2 separate regions of the Homo sapiens genome follow, and region 1 is linked to region 2. Evidence: chromatin contacts called from ENCODE Hi-C or POLR2A ChIA-PET data. All regions are on one chromosome and are shown on one strand. Each heading gives the region's core, a stretch centred on a gene start or an enhancer-like site at or near the end of the contact. The rest is flanking DNA. Distances are from core to core; before and after follow the strand shown.

What was found. A loop is a pair of places that touch in the nucleus more often than their neighbours do. ChIA-PET counts read pairs that join two places held with the same protein, here RNA polymerase II (POLR2A). Pooled maps may share reads with other maps.
Region 1: a pooled map shows a loop between it and region 2 (2.6-fold over the local background). The contact joins two enhancer-like sites. A Hi-C loop is called at or near these places in 1 of 168 maps with a recorded cell type or tissue (Caco-2) and 3 of 50 pooled maps. POLR2A ChIA-PET finds 5 or more read pairs at or near these places in 3 of 52 experiments (AG04449, Panc1 and activated CD4-positive, alpha-beta T cell).

What each region holds. Positions count from the first base shown.
Region 1 is chr3:9,064,516-9,069,550 of GRCh38, forward strand. SRGAP3 (SLIT-ROBO Rho GTPase activating protein 3) reads right to left here. Exons shown (of 22, transcript NM_014850.4): 5 at 1-66. Among named protein-coding and RNA genes, the nearest start is that of RAD18, 100 kb to the left of the region's middle. Within about 2 kb of position 3,061, at least 3 of the 41 ENCODE cell types and tissues checked have a DNase peak (open chromatin) inside an H3K27ac peak, as active enhancers do.
Region 2 is chr3:9,026,256-9,030,763 of GRCh38, forward strand. It overlaps SRGAP3 (SLIT-ROBO Rho GTPase activating protein 3), which reads right to left. Exons shown (of 22, transcript NM_014850.4): 13 at 680-740. Among named protein-coding and RNA genes, the nearest start is that of RAD18, 65 kb to the left of the region's middle. Within about 2 kb of position 2,021, at least 8 of the 41 ENCODE cell types and tissues checked have a DNase peak (open chromatin) inside an H3K27ac peak, as active enhancers do.

The sequences.
Region 1 (5,035 bases), core at 1,811-4,310, 39 kb after region 2:
AGCCTCCTTCAGCTTGCTTTCCGCACTGATGCTCTCTGCATGGTACATGTGGTAGGTTTTCATGACCTGGGGGTGCACAAGTAGGGGAAATCAGCAGCCAGCTATGGCCCAGCACGGCCCTCCCTGTTACTCCTGGCTCCATACCAAGTTCTACACTCTAGCTGGCCACTGCCCTGGTCCCAAAACACACTCTGGGCACCTGCCTTCCTTTACTTTTGCACAGACTCTCTGAGGACTGGATATGATGATGATGGTCATTACCATCACCATCATCATCAACAACAACATCATTAAGCCCTAACTAAGAGCCAGGCATGGGCTAGTAAAGAGGAAATTAAAAAATAATAATAAATAAATAAATAAATAAATAAATAAGGAGGAAATTTAAAAGGGTAACCGTAGCTCCAAGCATCTGGGGACTGTCAGACGTGACAAGGCAAGCCTGGCCCTTGCTCAGCTGTCCTCTCTAGCCCTGCCAGTAGTGACTGTGGCATCCCTCCGTCTCCTCCCAGTGCCGCGGGGAAAGCCCCTCCTCCCACACCCATGGGAATTGAATGGGAAACATCCTTCTTACACACAAATCATTTTCTCAGCTGTTTCCTGAAGTACAATGGGCTGCAAATGGCTCTGTACCCAAAATGAGTAATATTAAGTAACCCAATAGATATTCTATGCTCTCTGGAATAAATTCATCCTTGCCTATAAAAACAATTCCTATAAAGCAAATTGCACTTTGCTACTCTACTTCCATAATAAAAAAAATGGATATTGTTATTACAGGGGAAATTTCTGAGCCAGAAGAAATTCTAGACATCATCTAATCCAACAACCTTCTAGTTTGACAAACAGGGAAACTGAGGCTCGGAGGTGCAAAGTATCAGTGCAGAGATGCCAGACTTTACATCCATGTATCCAGGACCACAAGCAAAATATAGAACTTCCACTGCACCAGAAAGATCCCTCATGGCCCTTTGCAGCCAATCCCTGACCCCACCCCAGCCCCAATCATAGATTTGCCTTCTGTCACTGTAGATTGGTTTTGTGTGTTCTAGAATCCAGTTCCATGGAATCATACAATATAAACTCCTTTGGATCAGCCCTCTTTTCATTCAGCATAACTTTTCTGAGATTCACTGATGGTGCCGTACATATCAGAACTTCTTTTTTATGGCTAAGTATTCCATTGTATGGCTATGCCACAATCTGTTTACTTAGTCATATGTCCACAGCTACTTGAGATGTTTATAGTTTTTAGCTATTTTTGAATAAGGCTGCTATGAATACTTATGTACATTTCTTTGTGTGGACATGTATTTTGATTTTTCTTAGGTAAATACCCAGGCGTGGGATGGAGGGTCATATGGTAAATATATATTTAATCATATTGGAAATCTGGCCTCTCACTTTTAATCCACCACTTTTTCTACCAGATCATCCTAGATTGTCTGTATCATTTTTTCATAAATAGAGACGGGGTTTTGCCATGTTGTCCAAGCTCGTCTCAAACTCCTGGGCTCAAGTGATCCTCCTGCCTCAGCCTCCCAAAGTGCTGGTATTATAGGTGTGAACCACCACACCCAGCCCTTAATGAATTTTTTTAATTCATTACCATTTTCTGAGCAGGCATACTTTTAGTAGCCTGAACACTGGCTGGGCTGCTCCATACCAACAGCATTTTTACTGGTCCCCAACCAGAAATGTACTTTTCTTCTGCAATGCCAAGTGTATGATCATCTTTCTATGCTAAGAAACAAAGAAACTTCTGGAATCCATGGCTCCTGGGCCTTGTTCATTCTCTTCTGTGGCTTGGATTACTGTAACAGCTAACAGAGCCAAGGCTTCCCCCAGGAATGAAACGTGCTCCTATCTAACCAAGCCCTGTAAGTCAGAGAACTCAGAATGAATTCCTGGCCAACCCTAAAATCTTATTCCTTGTCATTTGAAGTGCTGTGAAGTGCGTTTATTAGAATGAGGAATTCTGTGACTTTATTTTTTCTTTTTGAGACAGAGTTTCACTCTTGTTGCCCAGGCTGGAGTGCAGTAGCATGATCTTGGCTCACTGCAACCTCCACCTCCTGGGTTCAAGTGATTCTCCTGCCTCAGCCTCCTGAGTAGCTGAGATTACAGGCACCCGCCACAATGCCCGGCTAATGTTTATATTTTAGTAGAGATGGGGTTTCACCGTGTTGGTCAATCTGGTCTTGATCTCCTGACCTCAGGTGATCCTCCCGCCTTGACCTCCCAAAGTGTTAAGATTACAGGCGTGAGCCACCACGCCCAGGCTCTGTGACTTTTATCATTAAATCACAGCATTGATTCATTGTTCAGAAAGTTGCCTTTGCCACTGGCCAGGAGTCAATGTGGCAACATATATTGTAGATCATGGAAGGTAAGAATATGGACAAGTGTCTGGGCTGAATCCTGATGGTCCCACTCCTTAGCTGTGTGACCTTGGACAAGTCACACAACCTCTCTGACCTCTGCTTCCTCGTCTGTAAAAATGGGATAAAAATTTACTTCCTATGCTTGTTATGAGCACTAAATGAGTTAATTTCTGTAAAGTGCTGAGAACAATACCTTCCACATAGTAAGAGCCATGGAGGTATCTATCAGATGCTACCACCACCACCACCACCATCATCATCATTATTATCCCTGATTTGGGCTCAGGGTTTAAGAACCTGAAACATGCTCACTTGGAAATGCTTACAAGCTCTGGAGAACATTAACTAATGTGAAAAAAAATATATTTTTATGCCATGTTTCTCCCTTCTTCCTTCATCCTAAAAATCCCCCAAACTTGGAAAACAATACATGGATTTAAAATGCAGTCAACTTTTCTTCATGGGTCTTGGTGGAAAGACGGCTTCTCTGCGTTCCGTCCATTTTTGCTCATTTGCGATCTCCCTAAGACTCCAAAAAACCCCCTTCTTGCTGATTTCATCCTCTGTGTATGCCAGTTCCACCAAGATCACATCCAAATAACTCAATGGACCAGAATATGTGCCATATTGATGCGTTCTCGACATCTAGTGGCCAAAAGGGGTGACTGCAGACTTGCAGATAATCAAAGCAGGCGCCTATTTTGATGATCTTCATGCCTTGGTTAAAAGGACACTGGGGCCTGTCAGGGGAGGCGGCGGGAGGGAGAGCATCAGGATAAATAGCTAACGCATGTGGGGCTTAATGCCTAGGTGATGGGCCTATAGGTGCAGCAAACCACGATGGCACACGTTTACCTATGTAACAAACCTGCGTGTCCTGCACATGTATCCTGGAACTTAAAATAAAAATAAAATAAATGAGTCCATTGAGTTATTTGGATATGGTCTTGGTGGAACTGGCATACAGAGAGGATGAAATCAGCAAGAAGGGGGTTTCTAGGAGTTTTAGGGAGATTACAAATGAGCAAAAATGGATGGAATGTAAAGAAGAAATAAAATAAAATAGGTGTGGCTAAAGTGTGAGAACGCCTGCTGCGGCTGTCTCCAGGACCCCACCTTCCCCCTTCTCGACATGTCCCTCCACATCCACAGACAACCCTGGGTTCTTTGCCTCACCACCATATTGCTGGTGTTTTTCATGTCTGGATCCCATCCCCGTCTGCGTTCAATGATTCCTGCTACATCTCCTTTTTCTATTTTGGCTTCTGAGTCTGCTTGCCTCGCCACGAATCTGTCATCTGTGCTGGGTAGTTCAGGGGAAAAGAGAGCCTTTCTATTTACAGCTAGATCTTCCTGTCCAATCACCATGCATCCATCCACTCTCTCAAGGTCAACAGCCCAGCTGGGTGTTCTCAATTCCCACATATCCTTTGCCTAGTTTTCTTTTTTTATTTTCTCTCCCTTTACATCATTTTCTACTCTTCTTGAGCCACAGAGTACTCTTCCTGCCCTCCGACAGGCCAAACTTCCCAGACAGCCTCTAAACTTCATTCCAAAAATCCCATGCTTGGAGAAGACAACCCAAGTACCCTGGGGCCAAACTCCCTGTGATCTACTCGATTCCTGATTCCAAGAATAACAGTGAACTCCACTGCCGAGGGTGACTTATGACAGACAGCTGCCACCAAAGAGTTCACCTGGAAGTTTCTCCAAAATGACTCTATTTGTACCCAGAATCCTCTAGATGTTTCTTTTATTTAATTACCTGATACATGGGCTTCAGCATGAATGGTCCTTAGCTCAATAGACTAGAACAGTTAGCTCAATATTGCTAGTCCAGGATGCATTAAATAATATTTAACCTTATCTATTGCTTCAAAGTTTGCAAACCTCCTTCCAGGAGCCCTTCTAGTAAAGGAGCATTTCAATGAGTCCTTTCCCTAATCCTGGGAGGTAGTGTGATGACAGTAACAACAATGATAGCAGCTAGCATCTATTGAGCACTTACTACTTGCCAGGCCTTGCTTTATGCACTTTACCTATATTAACTCATTTATTTCTCAAAAAAACCCTATGAGATAGGCATCCTATGATCCCTGCTTTACAGATGAGAAAACCATGGCCCAGAATAGGTCAGTAAGTTTCTCTAGGTGAAAAGCTGGTAAGTGGAGTCAGGGTTCAAAGCCAAGGTGGCTGACCCCAGAGCCTGGGCCTACTGAACACATGGTTGTTTTGCTTTCCTTGTACCCCTTTCTCAACTGTAAAACAGGGGTGAAAGGCTCCTCCAGCCCACTGGAATTCGGGAGACTTGGTTTTGAGACTCAGCCCTCCCACTACTTGCTGGGTAGCTGTGGAGAGGTGTGTCCTCTCCGTGTCCGCCTGGTGAAGATCAGAAGGGGGTAGATGGGGAAAGTGCTGTCAACTGCAAATTATCAAGTGACCAACTGCCAGCAGCAGTGTGCCCAGGGCTGGGAAGGGGCAGAGGTGGATGCAGGAGCTCAGCTGAGGCCAAGTTCCTGAACTGGGGATGTCTGAAGGGCCCCTCAGAGGTACCCATCCACTTGATGCCAGGGAAGGGATTCACTTTCCAGCCCTCCAGACTCTATTCAGGGAGTCTAGGGAAGGACTTCGTAGGGATGTGTCAGTTAAGA
Region 2 (4,508 bases), core at 771-3,270:
AATTAGTTTCATGGCATTTGCACTATCTCAAATGATATTATTTATTTTTCCACTTGATAATTTCCTTGCCCTTTTCATTGGAAGTGTAAGCTATGCAGGGCAGGCATTGCACCTGTCTTGTTCATGCCTGTATTCCCACTCTCCAAAGCAGTGCCTATTATGCACTCAATAAATATAGTTTTGGAGGAATGAACGAGTGGATAAGCACCAGTTATGTTCTGGTGACACCATGGTTAACAAATCCCAGACATCATTATTAGGTTGGTGCAAAAGTAATTGCGGTTTTTGCCATTCAAAAGTAATAGCAAAAGCCACAATTACTTTGGCATCAACCTAATACCTTCATGGAGCTTATAATCTAGCCGTATTAGCTGATTTACTGGCAAACTCCATTCAGTGCTCAAAGCACAGAGCTATAGGGTTGAGTTCTCTTGTCCATGCCCTTTCTACTCTCCAGTTTTCCTAGGTCTTGGATCCTCTCACCATGATCTCCATCCCTCAACACACAGGCTCAAAAGCAGCACTCAGAAGAGCAGCTGCTGTGTGCAGTACTTTCCCCCTCCAAAGCAGAGCTGTGACGGGAAGTCTTCCAGGACAAATTAGAATCTCATTTCCTATCAGAACAGCCTAGCACCTGTTCTGCAGATTGCTGAAAACACTGGCCCAAGATCCAGCTTACCATATAAATTGATGTAACGGATGCAGCTCTCGACTACAAGCGGTATAGCTTGTCCTGAATCCTTGAGAAAAGAAAAATTGTGAGTTTTATGGGGCTTGACAACCACCACAGGAAAAAGACATTGCAAACACCGATTACAGACTCAAGCCAGAATATTAGTACCATCAGATTAGTAGGAAAACAAGCAAGGAACTGCTAATCCTAAAGTCTCCACGGACAGTTACAATAGAGAGTCTTCAACTGTATGCACAAAAAGGCATAGCTATGATTATTTTAAAGAAATGCTCTTCTTCTTACCCAACTGGAAAGGAACCTGGGCTCAGGAGGCCTGGCAGGCCCACTTGGGCAGTGGAGAGGGAACCACCTCGGGGGGGTGCTGGAGTCTGGCCTTGAAGAGTTCTCTGCCTCCCCCTCCATTTTGTCCCAACTCAACACTATTTTCTCAGTGCTCAAGGATCAAGTCCTCATCCTATTACTGCAGTACCTGATGTCAGAATTAAGGGCACACCAGGGGGGAAGCAAGGCTGGCCCCTGGTGGAAATTTTGAGCTCTAAGAAAAGAAGACCAGTTCTACTCATGAAGTCACAAGTAAACACCCAGATGCATACTGCATTTAACAGTAAACATGTCACAGGGAAAAGCTCTAGAGGCAGCCGATGTCAGCCATTGGCCATCCAGGGGCCAACCTTACTCTAAAAGGCTGAAAAAGATGCAATTCTCAACACAGGCACCTGGGATGTGAATGTATTTTCAATGACATCTTCCTAGACTGGTCTACAGCCACAAATGATTATGGCGGAGGGGAAACATTTTCTTTTGGATTCCATTATTTGTTGACCTCTCTGTTATTCCAGGTCACTTAAAGAGCATCAAATTCTTTTAAACTTTCTTTAAAAGGGGCCAAATCAAAGGCCTAGCCTCCTCACAACGTGAGTAAACCATGAGGCACATGTAATATGCTCTTGTGAAGACAGCATGGATTTGGATATGTTCTTGGCTCCTCCACACCCCACCTGTGAATTCTTTCCTTGATTGACTGTGCCCAGGGACAGGACAAGAATATGGACCCATCAGCAACAGGCAAGGTGGGCTCTGTTCTGGAAGTCAGCACTAAAGACAGTTTCCATCACGGTGAATGGGGCTAATGGGCCTTTCTAGTAAATACCTGGTTCCTGGTTCGAGCATTTCTTCTTCCTCTGATAACAAAAAATAAACAGGCAGCAGAGCAGGAGAAAAAGAAAAGATTATGCAGGAATAAGATCAGTTAGAGTAAGCAGATCCTTCAGAGTCCGTGAACGCCGAAATGCAATGGCAGCCAGCCAAGGTCCTGGGGAGCCTGCCAAACAGCCGGCCTGTGGGGAGAGCCACCCTCAAGCCTGGAAGCTTCATGGGACTTCTGGAAGCCACCCAGCCAGCCTTCCCATGTGGCTGCCTTAGCTGCCCTCCCAGACACCAGCTGACATGGGGGCCTCTTTCAGTCCTTGTGAAAGAGCAGCAACTGTGTGGACTGGACCCATTCCCATCCCTGTACCTAGCTTCTCTTCAACAAAAGGGACTGTTTATGCACCCATGGACAAAAGCTACCTACGACCCCATAAGTTATTCCCAGCTGCCCACAAAAAGGAGAGAAATACACCTTTATGTCCACTGGAACAATGTCTCTGGAATTCAGCTCAAGAAACATTCTTGGTGAAAAGTTCAGTTCTAACAAGATCATGTCTACAAGGTACCCTCTGGATAGATGCCCATAGGTTTCCACCTGATGCCAAATTCCAAACAGCTTCCCATGTTTCCCTGCCGTACACCCTAAGTTGCTTTTCTTGGGTATCCACTTGGCTTTGCTCTCCTTCCTCCCCTCTTGACCCTTACACTGGCATTAAGGAATACAAAAGCTGAGGAAGGCCTGGAGGAGAAAGGGAAGTTGAGTCAGAATGCCTTCATGAGCTTGGGGGCAGAACTGGGGCCTTTACTTTCACTAAAAGCCACTGATGATGCCCATTTTCAGGGGAGCGCCATCGGCTCTTTCCACCTGTGCAGCAGGTCCATCTCTGGGGTGAGCACTTGTCCCATCCAGGCTCCTGGAGGATGTGTGCCTTCTAGCTAGAGTCATCTGTCCAGTTCTCAGCATCTCGACAGCTGGAATTGTCTGCTACCTGACATGCTGACTAAATCTACCAGAATCCCAGAACTGAGCAAACAGCCTGGTCGAACAGGCTGTATGAGCAATATGCTAACATTAATGCTAATAATCATAGGTAATACATAGTGCTTACTATGTGCCATCCAGTGCTCTAGAAACATAACATATAGTGGCTCATTTAATCTTCCTCACAAACTCATGAAGTAGGTAATTGTCATGCTTATTTTACAGAAACAAGAAGAGGATTCTCCCCTTGTCCCAGAGGTGAACCTCCTGGGCTTCAAAATTGGCTCTTATAAAAATGAGTTCTCCTTTTGCCTGAGAGGAGGAGGAAAAAACATCAAGGATTTTGAAAGGGGTTTGTTTATTCAGGTAGGGTCCAAGAAATGTATAAAACAAACTCCAGCAACATTTACTTATGATTATGAACCCAGGGGATGCTTCCTTGTCCCTCTAGACCACCATAATTGTGAAGTCCCAGTGATGTTATTTTATTAAAAAAACTTTTCACAGGTGTGGTTTTTCAAAGCTGGGGACTCTTAGTTCAATGTTCTTTCAGAAGGCATGTGAATTATAATAGAAAATTAAATTCCATTCTCAATAGTTGAAGGATTGAATACATTATACTGCCTTTTCATTCTCTGAAAGTTAATAATCTTTCACAGTAAAACTGTGCTGTAAAACATTGACCACTTAGCTCATAGTAGGTGCACAGTATGAGTTTATTGAACTGTGCTGATGGTATGTGATGAGTACAGTGTGACTATAAAGCAACGCAATAGTAAGGCCAAGTGCAGTGGCGCATGCCTGTAATCCCAGGACTTTGGGAGGCCCTTGGGAAGGATCCCTTGGGCCCAGGAGTTCAAGACCAGCCTGAACAACATGGTAAGATCCTGTCTCTACAAAAAAAAAAAAAATTATTTTTTAATCAGCCAAGCATGGTGGTGCATGCGTATAGCCCCAGCTACTCGGGAGGCTGAGGTGGGAGGATCACTTGAGCCCAAGAGGTCAAGGCTGCAGTGAGCCGTGATTGTGCCACTGTACTCCAGCCTGGGCGACACAGCAAGACTGCCTCAATAAATGAATGAATGAATGAATGAATGAATGAATGAATGAATGAAATAGTATTTAACAAACACACCTTTTTTCCCAGTCAAATGAGTATTATTCCTCCAACTTTTCCCCTTAGGAGGTGATGCACTTATTCCAACAGCGCTGCCACTGCTCAAGTGCTCTGGGCTGTCGCTGCTGGGGTGCTCTTTTCAGAGCCAGTGGAACAGCCCCACTGTAGCATATTCCTCTTGCCATTTTGCACCTCCAATGGCATCGCAAAGCTCAGCTTCAAACGGAGCTTTCTATTCCAAAGACAAGGTGTCCATTTGAATACATAGTCTTGGCCCCACTGGTAAAGGCCATGCTCCAGGCTCTAAAGAAGATTGACCAAAGCAGCTGCAGCAATGCCAACACATTCAGGTAAGAAGGTGGCTTCCCAAGGTGACTGTCTCAAAGGGGCAAACACTCATGTGGTTGACTAGGTTATGATGTGTTGGTCAGAAGGAATAAAGTCAGATAACTTTATAGTCACATCTTATATATAGGACCCCTCTATTACGAAAATACTTAACTCAACAGAATATCTACTTGTCAAGTACTGTCAGATAAGAGTTGATTCCTTCCAAGTATCCTGAC